2 separate regions of the Homo sapiens genome follow, and region 2 is linked to region 1. The links are chromatin contacts, found by Hi-C in ENCODE. All regions are on one chromosome and are shown on one strand. Each heading gives the region's core, a stretch centred on a gene start or an enhancer-like site at or near the end of the contact. The rest is flanking DNA. Distances are from core to core; before and after follow the strand shown.

Region 1 (4,527 bases), core at 1,101-3,600:
TCTGATTCCCAAAATCAGCCACTCATCCATCGGTGACACCCATTATGGTCCCAGTTGTGTTCTGCCCAAGAAGCACAGATAAACAGAGAGAGCTGTTCAGGAGGCTAATGGATGCTCCTGCTGTGGCCAGGAGAACTTGCCCCTGGCTCTCCAATAGCAAAAGCGTGTATCGTTGCCTCGGGCACCTTCTTTCTGTTGGGTCCCTTCACTCATCCTCAATTATGGTCCTTGTAACCACATCATTAAGAAAGAAAGTTAATATGGGTGGGAGGGATATGGGTGGGAGGCAATATGTGAACATTGCATATTAAATGGCCCAGGATTCAGGAAGGGGACTTCCCACCTGCTTCTGTGGTATATGTGTTAACCTACCCCATCTCTTTCCTCTTGCTTCTCATTGTGTGTTTAAAATTTATTCAACAATCTGTATGATTCAAGTATCTTAACTAGATCTTTCTATTGTATTACCTCCAGAATAGTTTGCCTGGTAGCGCAATAGTTTGCCTGGAGATTAATTTCCTATACAACATATTGAAATAGTGCATTGTGAATTGGCTACTATGACTGCTGATTAGGGTGAGGGTTAGGGTTAAACCAGTTTCTGAATCTAGCTACTCCCCCCTACCATAAAAACCACTTGCATTCAACAATTAGCCATTGCATTAAGTGCTAAAGATACAATGATGAGAAAACAGCCATGATTCCTGCCCTCATGAAGTTTAGAACAGAAGAAAGACTATCTGGTAATCACACAAATAAGTAACAAATAAATCTAACGTTTTAACCAGTGATAAACCCTCTGAAGAGAAAGTGCACTGAGGTCCTCTGAGAGCATATGCCAGGGGAATTTGACCCATTCAGAGAGGGTTAATTAAGCTAAGGGAAAAGGCATAAATGTCTCAGGCAGAAGGAATTGGCTATGCAAAGGCCACGTGATGGGATGATGTCATCAACCATTCTTTCAGCAGACAGCACTGACCCCGTGTGCCCAGCCGCATGCTAGAGGCAGGAATACAGGGGAGAAAGACCAGCACTGCCCCCAAGAAAAGCCCACGATGACTGTCGGACCTAGGAGGATCCTTGGAGAACCTGAAAAGGTTTCACATTGCATGGAGGATAAGACTAGAGCCTTATAAGATAAGACATCACTGAGAGTTCAGTTGTTAATCCTGGGAGGGGTGAACTCATGAATGATCACTGGGTGTGGTGGTGCATCCCTGGCTCTAGTCTTACCCTCCATGCAACGTGAAAACTTCTGATGCCCCAACTCAAACCTAATTTTCAAGCCTTCGTTAGCTAAAATCTCACCGAAGTCCAGCTTTAGGAGAAATAACAGATACTATTCCCTGGCTTATGCCAAACTCTTTACATGCATTGTTTTGTTTTTTTATCTTTGTAACAACCATGTGAGATTGCACTAAACTGACACTCAGAGAGAAGGTAAGTCATGCCCCCGAGTCATTCAGCTAATAAGTGAAAAGAAAAAAAAAAATCAAGATCCAAACCCAGGTCATTCTGGCCCTAGAGCTGAAACTCAGTGAAAACCAAGCTCTAGCCAGGAATTGTGGTTAAAATAAAGCTTCAGCCAGCTGGATACTCCAGGGTGTTTAGGAATGTGAAGTTTGTGGGTATATCTTGGTATTGTGGTTGTGTTGATGCTATTGTAGTTTTGGTAATGTGGTCATCTCTTGACAGTACATGCTGAAATGCTTGCAGATTAAGTGTGGCAAGGTCCAGGTTTTACTTCCAAATAATCTGTGTGAATAGGGGAAGCAGTGTGTGTGTAGGTTTTGACAGCTGGGGAGGCAGAGTCCGTGGGAAGGAGGGGAGGAAATAGATTGACCATAAAATAGATTTGCCTTCGTTATTTGGAGGTTGGGGACAGGTGCATGGGAGTTCACTATAATATTCTCTTTTCTTTCCTATATGTTGGAAATTTTCCATAAAATGTTTTTTTCCAAAACAAGTTAAGTTCTGGGTTATGTTTTGATGGCCTACTCCTTCATCTCCAAATCCCATAGACTTTCACAATTATATTTGCCCCCGTAATTGGAAGTTGTATGGGGCTGTTTCAAAAATCTGAGTCATCAAAGATGTAATTGACTTCCTACCGCCGGATTAGCAGGCAAAAATGTACCCGATACTTTCTCTACCGGCGCTGTGTTGGGCTCTGGGCTGAAACCCAGTCTCTCACAGGCCCTCGGAACAGCCCCACCAGTTAAGATCCATCCCTGACTTCCAACTCTGTAACTAGGGACAAGTTAATTGACTCCTCTTAGCCCTTAGTGTCCTCATCAATTATTACGTGGTAATAACCCCTCAGAGAGTCGCCGGGAGAATTAGCTCGGCGCGGTGCATGGGGCTAGAACTCAGGGCCCAGCAGGTCTGACAATGCAGGTTTCCCCGCTCGCCTGTTGGGTTTTTGAAACGCCCTCAGCGGGGTTTTCCTCCTAATTCTGGTTTGGAGGAGCCATCTCTCTCCATCCCGTCTGCCAGCGGGGTTTGCTTCACACACAGACGTGGGCAGATGGCATCGGGGACACAGGTGTGACTGCCGAGAAGGTTGCGGCGCATTGGCGGTTCGGTTCACGGGACGCGGGCGTGGGGTGTGTGGGGTGGGATGGTGTCGGGGGCGGGGGGGGGTGGACAAGAGGGTGTTTGGTGGTGGTTGGGAGTCCCGGCGATCTTTTTAAAATTCAGATGCCAACAGTTCTCCACCCCTGAACTTGAATGGGCTTTGGGTTTTTGTTTATTTGGGGCTTTTCTCCTCTTCCAAAGCACAGCGCTTGCCCCCAGCGGCCTGGCGTCGGGCTGGAGCCCGGCAGAGGGAGGGAGGAGACCGGCATCCGCGCTCGCTGATCAGAGAGAGCCGGGCCTGCTGCTGGGGAACGTGGAGGGGCTCCGGACAGCCACGCGCCCTGGCCGGTCACGGAAAGCTCTGAGGGACATTCGGTCGGCCGTCGGGGAAGAGGCTGGCCGCCGCAGCGCGAACTGGGGGTGCGGGTGGAGCGGCTAGAGGCGCCGGGGTGAGTGGGGATGGAGCCCCGAGGGCGTGGTGCGCGCTCGGCTTCCTGCCGCCAGGGGGCGCCCACAGGCAGAGCCGGGCGGGGCGGCAGCTACAGAGAGAGGGGTGCGTGGAGAGCGACCAGGCCAGGCCTGCAGAGCGCAGCCCCGGCGCCATGTCTCCAGGCTCGTTCCGACTAGTGTTGGGTCACCCTCGGCTCAGCCCCGGGGGAGGACGAAAGGGTTGCGTGCAAGGCCTAGCACCCAGTGGCCATTCATTAAATACGTGCTGGCTGACGAGCTCAGGAACGGCTCTAGGGAGCAGCTGGCTCGGAAACCTCAAGTCCAAGCCCACTCATTCCCGTCTCCCTCCCCGACGGCCTTTTAGTTACCGTGCCCTGGGCCGCGACGGCTTCCTTTTAGATTGGGGCAGCAAGGGAGCCCCTGCGCAGCGAGGACGCCGACGGGGCGGCGGGGAGGGGTTGTCCGGCGGTATCCCCGCTCCGTGCTCCTCGCCTTCCACTGCCTCCCCGGGACACAGCAGTCATGGCTTCGACTGTGACTTCTTAACTGGCTCCTCCCTGATCGCTGAGCTAAGCCACAGGAGAAGGGGAGGAGGGCTTCCTTCCCGGGACCTTGGTCCAGGCGCTGGTCTGCGTGGTGCTCGGGTGGATAAGTCTGATCTGAGCACCACACAGGCCGGGCGCCGGGACCAAGGGGGCTCGACAAGAGGATCTCAGAACAAGCTGAGTCTCTGGAACTAGCTGGGGTGCGTGGAAGTACGCGCCACGGCCCGCGATTCCTGGGAGCGTGTCTCAACTTCTGCCAGTGCCAACGCAGGAGAGAGAATTGCGGCTCAGAGAGGGTAGCGTGAATGGAAACCGAAGGGCGAGAGCTTGGCTCTCTAATGCCACCCAACTTAGTGGTTCAGAGCTTGGCCTCCAAGGAAGATTCAGTTCAAGTCCCCGCTCTCCAACTTACCAGCTGTGTGATCTTGGGGGAAGTTAACCTCTCTGAGTCTGTTTCCTGCTCTGTAAAATGGAAATTTAAAAACTTAAACATCTACTTCGGTCGAGGCTGTTGTGAAGAAGTGGGATTGTGGGTGCATAGCTCTTAGCACAGTGCCTGGCACAGGTTAAGGCTGGATACGTGGCAGCTGTGAGGCCCAGTGTTCTCGTAGCTGGCCTGGCCAGATGCAATCATAAGCGAAGATGACTCACTTCCCACAGCAGAGGTGTGCGAAGCCCTGCGCACCTGCTGTAGTCTGCACCCGGGCAGAAGAGAACCCAGGAGCGTCGGGACCTCCAACACTCAGCCCTCAGGGCTGAGGACACTGCGCTGTTTCTGCCCCTTCTAAAACCGGAGGCCGCGATGCCCCTGTGCAGTACCGGCTGGCGCCCACCCTACAAGCTGATTCCTGGGGGCCTTTCCTGCAGCGGACGCCGGCAACCATCACGACCGACCTTGACTGAACACATGTGGGCATCCTAAGGACATTACCTCAATCCTCACACCATTCCTGAA
Region 2 (4,527 bases), core at 1,485-3,984, 900 kb after region 1:
TTAATTTCATTGACATAGCCACATGGCTAGTGACTATTGTATTGGACAACACAGTTACAGCCTCTGGGGGTTTATTGTTACCTTTTTAAAAACAAAGCTCTGTATTCATCAGCAGCACAAACTTAATAAGGACAAGTGTGAGTGAATGGTTCAGAAATACATTATTGAAGCTAAAAATACAGATGATCCTTGACTTCCAATGAGGCTTATGCTCTGATAAACTCATCAAAAGTTGAGAACATCATAGGTTGAAAATGCATTTAATACACTTAAACTACCAAGCATCACAGCCTAGCCTAGCCTACCTTAAACATGCTCAAAACACTTACATTAGCCGGCAGTTGGGGAAAATTATCTAACACAAAGCTATTTTATAGTAAAGTGTTGACTATCTCATGAAACTTATTCAATACTAACCTGACAGTGAAAAATAGAATGATTGTATGGTCCATAGTCAAAATACAGTTTCTACTGAATGTATATGGCTTTTGCACCATGGTAAAGTCTAAAAATATAAGTAGAAGCATCATAAGTTGGAGATCATCTGTATTTTAAAAAGAAGTCCCATATTCTACACTGGGAGAGCTTTTAGTTCACCCTTCCCCCACCCTGTTAAAATTTGATTCAAAAGAATTCCGTGGAATATATAGGGTAACATGAAGTCATTTCTAAACAAAGAACATTTACAAAAGATGTGGATGATGTCTTAAACCTCATTGTAATCCAACTATCCCAAGTAATCAGCACCGGTAAGCACTAGTCCCTCTATTGAAAATTGAAATTCCAATTACTGATTTTCCAAAAGAAGACATTCTCCTCCACTTACGAAATGGAACAATGAAAGAGGATTTTCTGTTTGGGGTGACCGGGGAGAAACGGAGTCTTCACACAAAGTCTTAGTTCATATTCAGCCCTCCTTTCCTTGAAACCACATCCCCAGGATTTATCTGGCTTGTTTGTGAAAATATGGGAAAACATTTTAAGTCGAAGAAACTGATCAGATGACTTAATTACATTTCTGCTTAGTTCAGCCTGTAACTTAGACTGTTAGAGAGAGAGAACTTAAGTAGCCCTTGGTTTGAACCATCTGTCGCGAAAATGTGACATATGTTTGCTTTGTTTACTCAACAACCAAGTGTAAACTGATACACTGAACTAGAGTATCCCTGAATGATGTGGCTATGGGTGTGTGTGTGTTGGAGGAGGGGTGTCTGATGAGGGCGTCCGTCTCCTCATACTTACCCTGGAGGAACACGCGTACAGCACAAGAGAAGTGCGGATCCGTAGGATGTCCCCCGGGTTTGGGGCGCGCCCCGAGGCGCAGACCCTCTTTGGCGACTCCACACAATATGCAGCCCGCCTGCAAGCAGCCGCTGCAGCCGAGGGGCGCGCCTGGCTGATGTGTGGTTGAATGGAGAGCGGCCCAACCCTCCTCCTTCCTCCTCTTCTTCTCCCCGCCCTGACACCCGGGCCTCAAACTTCAACCAAAGCCCGTGCCCTTTTCAATTTACCCCCCTCGATCAAAATGAGCCATTCTTGTCTGTCCTCCGCGGCGGCCCATTGTCTGGCGTGATAGGTTTGCAGATTTGACAGCTGGGCGCACGCAGATTTGATTCAAACTCGGTCTCCCCGAGAGATGAACTTGGACATCAGCAAAGATCCCGAGCACTGCCGGCTGGCTCCTAGACCGGTCTCCCGACCCAGTGTAGACTTCGGTGCCCCGGGCGCCCCCCGGCGTGCGGGAAGGGGAGCGTGTGTCAGGCGTGGGGGGCGGGGGGTGAGCAGCACGACTGGGAACCAGCGGTCCCAGGGGTTGGGGCGAAGGGCTGTGTACATGTTAGGCTTTTTTTGTTGTTGTTAATTTACTCTCGAAACAGCCAAAATGGAGGTCAGCTTATAAATTTTCTAAAGCCAGGTCTGGCCGGGTTTAAATGCAGTGGGCTGGGGGCTCCGCTTTTGTCTCCTTGTCGGAGCTCCAGGAGAGAGGTAGAGACTGCGTGTGCATGTGTGCGTGTGAGTGTGAGTGTGCACGCGCTGGCGTGGACGAACGGATGGGCGCATCCCAGGATCGCCGCTCCAGCGTCCTGGGTCTGAGTGTGTCTTGAAAGCACCAAGTCTTGAATCACAGCCACTAGTGACGTGGGGGAAAACTTTGTGTTCCGAAGAAGGGTCTGGCTCGATTGCCCTAAGAAGAAAGAGCCCTTGTGCCCGTGTATGTGTGTGTGTGTGTCTGTGTGTGTGTGTGAGAGAGAGAGAGAGAGAGAGAGACAGAGAGAGAGAGAGAGAGAGAGAGTGTGTGTGTCTGGCAGCACCCGCGGCCGGCTGCAGAACACTGCGTGTCCTGTGCGCGAGTACGGGTCCGGCCGCGGGTCCCACCGCAAGCGGGCGTGTGCAGCTGCGGCTGCCTGGCGGGCGAGCTTAGGAGGGAGCTGGAGCTGCGGAGCGGCGGGAACAGGAGCAGGCCGAGGGTCCTCTGGCCAGAAGAAATCTGGCCTCGGAACACGCCATTCTCCGCGCCGCTTCCAATAACCACTAACATCCCTAACGAGCATCCGAGCCGAGGGCTCTGCTCGGAAATCGTCCTGGCCCAACTCGGCCCTTCGAGCTCTCGAAGATTACCGCATCTATTTTTTTTTCTTTTTTTTCTTTTCCTAGCGCAGATAAAGTGAGCCCGGAAAGGGAAGGAGGGGGCGGGGACACCATTGCCCTGAAAGAATAAATAAGTAAATAAACAAACTGGCTCCTCGCCGCAGCTGGACGCGGTCGGTTGAGTCCAGGTTGGTGGCATTTGGAGTTTTTTTCGTTCTGTTTGGGAACCCATTGCCGCTTCCCGTCCCTCTTCCCCACTCCTTCTTCCCCCCTCCTCCGGCCACCCCTTTCTTTTTGCTGGCGTCTCCCAACTTTAGGGCCCGGGGGGCGCTCGTGGCGCCGGGCTGCACCTGCCGGGGCACGCCGGGACTGCGGGCCGGCGCGCTCGCCCTGGGCTGGGGTGCGGAAGCGCCCGAGTCCTGGGCACCGGGCGAGAGTGTGAGAGGAGCGGACGCCCAGGAGGGAGCCGAGGACGCGCGGCGGGTAGGGGGTAGGGGCGCAGGAACCGGGTTTCAGCCCCAGTCGGGACATCGGTTCCCCCTGGCTTGGCGGCCTCTGGAGGGAGACGAGTCCCGGGGAGAAGGAGGGCGGCGACTGGGGCTAGGGATTGGCGATCGGAGTGGGGAGGGCCGGCGGCTGAGCGAGCTCGCTGGCTGACGCGAGGAGGGGGAGGCCAACTTCCCGGGAGAAGGGGCTCTTTCGGCGCCAGGGCTGGCTAGGGAGCTGCCGCCGCCGCCACCGAGGGCTCGGACTCCAGGCAGCTGCAGGCTCCGCTCGCGACGCTCGGAAAGTACCGTTTATTTATTTATTTGCTTGCGTTCAGCGTCTCGGGTTGAACCCAACAGACACCCCCTTGGACTTTAGGAACCCTCTTCAGACCTCTCCAGCCCTCACCTCCATCCCCGTGTCAGCGGCCCCTGGAAAACACGCACATGCACCCCGACCTGGGTGGGGGTGGGTCCTCACCCCGGTGTTGGAAATTCCCCAAAGGCGGGAACGGGGGAGGGGAGAGGGTTCTGTGGGGGGAGTCTCCGGCGCTCTCCGCTCTCATCTCAAAGCGCGCCCTCCCTTCCAGGTTGGGTCGGACCTGAACCCCTAAAAGCGGAACCGCCTCCCGCCCTCGCCATCCCGGAGCTGAGTCGCCGGCGGCGGTGGCTGCTGCCAGACCCGGAGTTTCCTCTTTCACTGGATGGAGCTGAACTTTGGGCGGCCAGAGCAGCACAGCTGTCCGGGGATCGCTGCACGCTGAGCTCCCTCGGCAAGACCCAGCGGCGGCTCGGGATTTTTTTGGGGGGGCGGGGACCAGCCCCGCGCCGGCACCATGTTCCTGGCGACCCTGTACTTCGCGCTGCCGCTCTTGGGTAAGTCGAGGCCCGCCGCGGGCTTTCTTACCCTCTGAGTCTTTCCTAGGGTCGCTTGCAGCAGCCCACCCCGCCCTCCGCACCAAAATTGGGGCGCGGGTGTGGTGGATGTGGAAGGAAGAAGTGTCTTTTTGGGGAATGGGATCGCGAATCCCCGGGTTAGGGAGGCGGTGGCGGCGCGGCGCTGCCTGAAGCTTTTCGGGCTTGGTTTTGATTTCCTGTGGTTTTTAATGACCCAACTTGGCGGGGGACTAAGAAGCCCTCCAGCCCAGGGCCCTGCACCCCCAGAGAGTCTCTGGGAGCTCGCGGAGCCGCGGCGGGCAGGTGGAGTTGGGGAGCATTGGGGCCGGGAGAGCAAACTTGGAAGAGAAAAGTTTTTCCCGAGTAGCTTCTGGGCACTCTCCGCCCGGCGGACCGCTGACCATGGCTGGCCTGCCCCGCGCCCAGCGCGCGCCCGGTGCCCAGTCCGCCGCCGCACTTCTCCTCGGAAAGCGCCTGAGTTTCAGCCGGGCGGAGCGGGTGGCTGGAGCCGGGGGTGGCCCGGGAGCCCGGGTCGTTGCTCAGGCCAGGATGCCCC

What was found. Hi-C counts contacts between places; a loop is a spot of excess contacts on that map. Pooled maps may share reads with other maps.
Region 2: a map with no recorded cell type shows a loop between it and region 1 (9-fold over the local background). The contact joins the promoter of GFRA1 here to the promoter of MIR3663HG in region 1. A Hi-C loop is called at or near these places in 5 of 37 single-sample maps with no recorded cell type and 4 of 50 pooled maps.

What each region holds. Positions count from the first base shown.
Region 1 is chr10:117,166,878-117,171,404 of GRCh38, reverse strand. It overlaps MIR3663HG (MIR3663 host gene), which reads left to right and starts at 2,350. Exons shown (of 3, transcript NR_121651.1): 1 at 2,350-2,545. MIR3663 (microRNA 3663) reads left to right here and starts at 3,631; the gene lies at 3,631-3,727.
Region 2 is chr10:116,271,413-116,275,939 of GRCh38, reverse strand. GFRA1 (GDNF family receptor alpha 1) reads left to right here and starts at 2,734. Exons shown (of 11, transcript NM_005264.8): 1 at 2,734-2,777; 2 at 3,665-3,950. The coding sequence starts at 3,911. LOC107984273 (a long non-coding RNA gene) reads right to left here and starts at 1,931. Exons shown (of 2, transcript XR_001747598.2): 1 at 1-1,931. RefSeq lists a silencer at 2,229-2,523 and an enhancer at 1,732-2,569.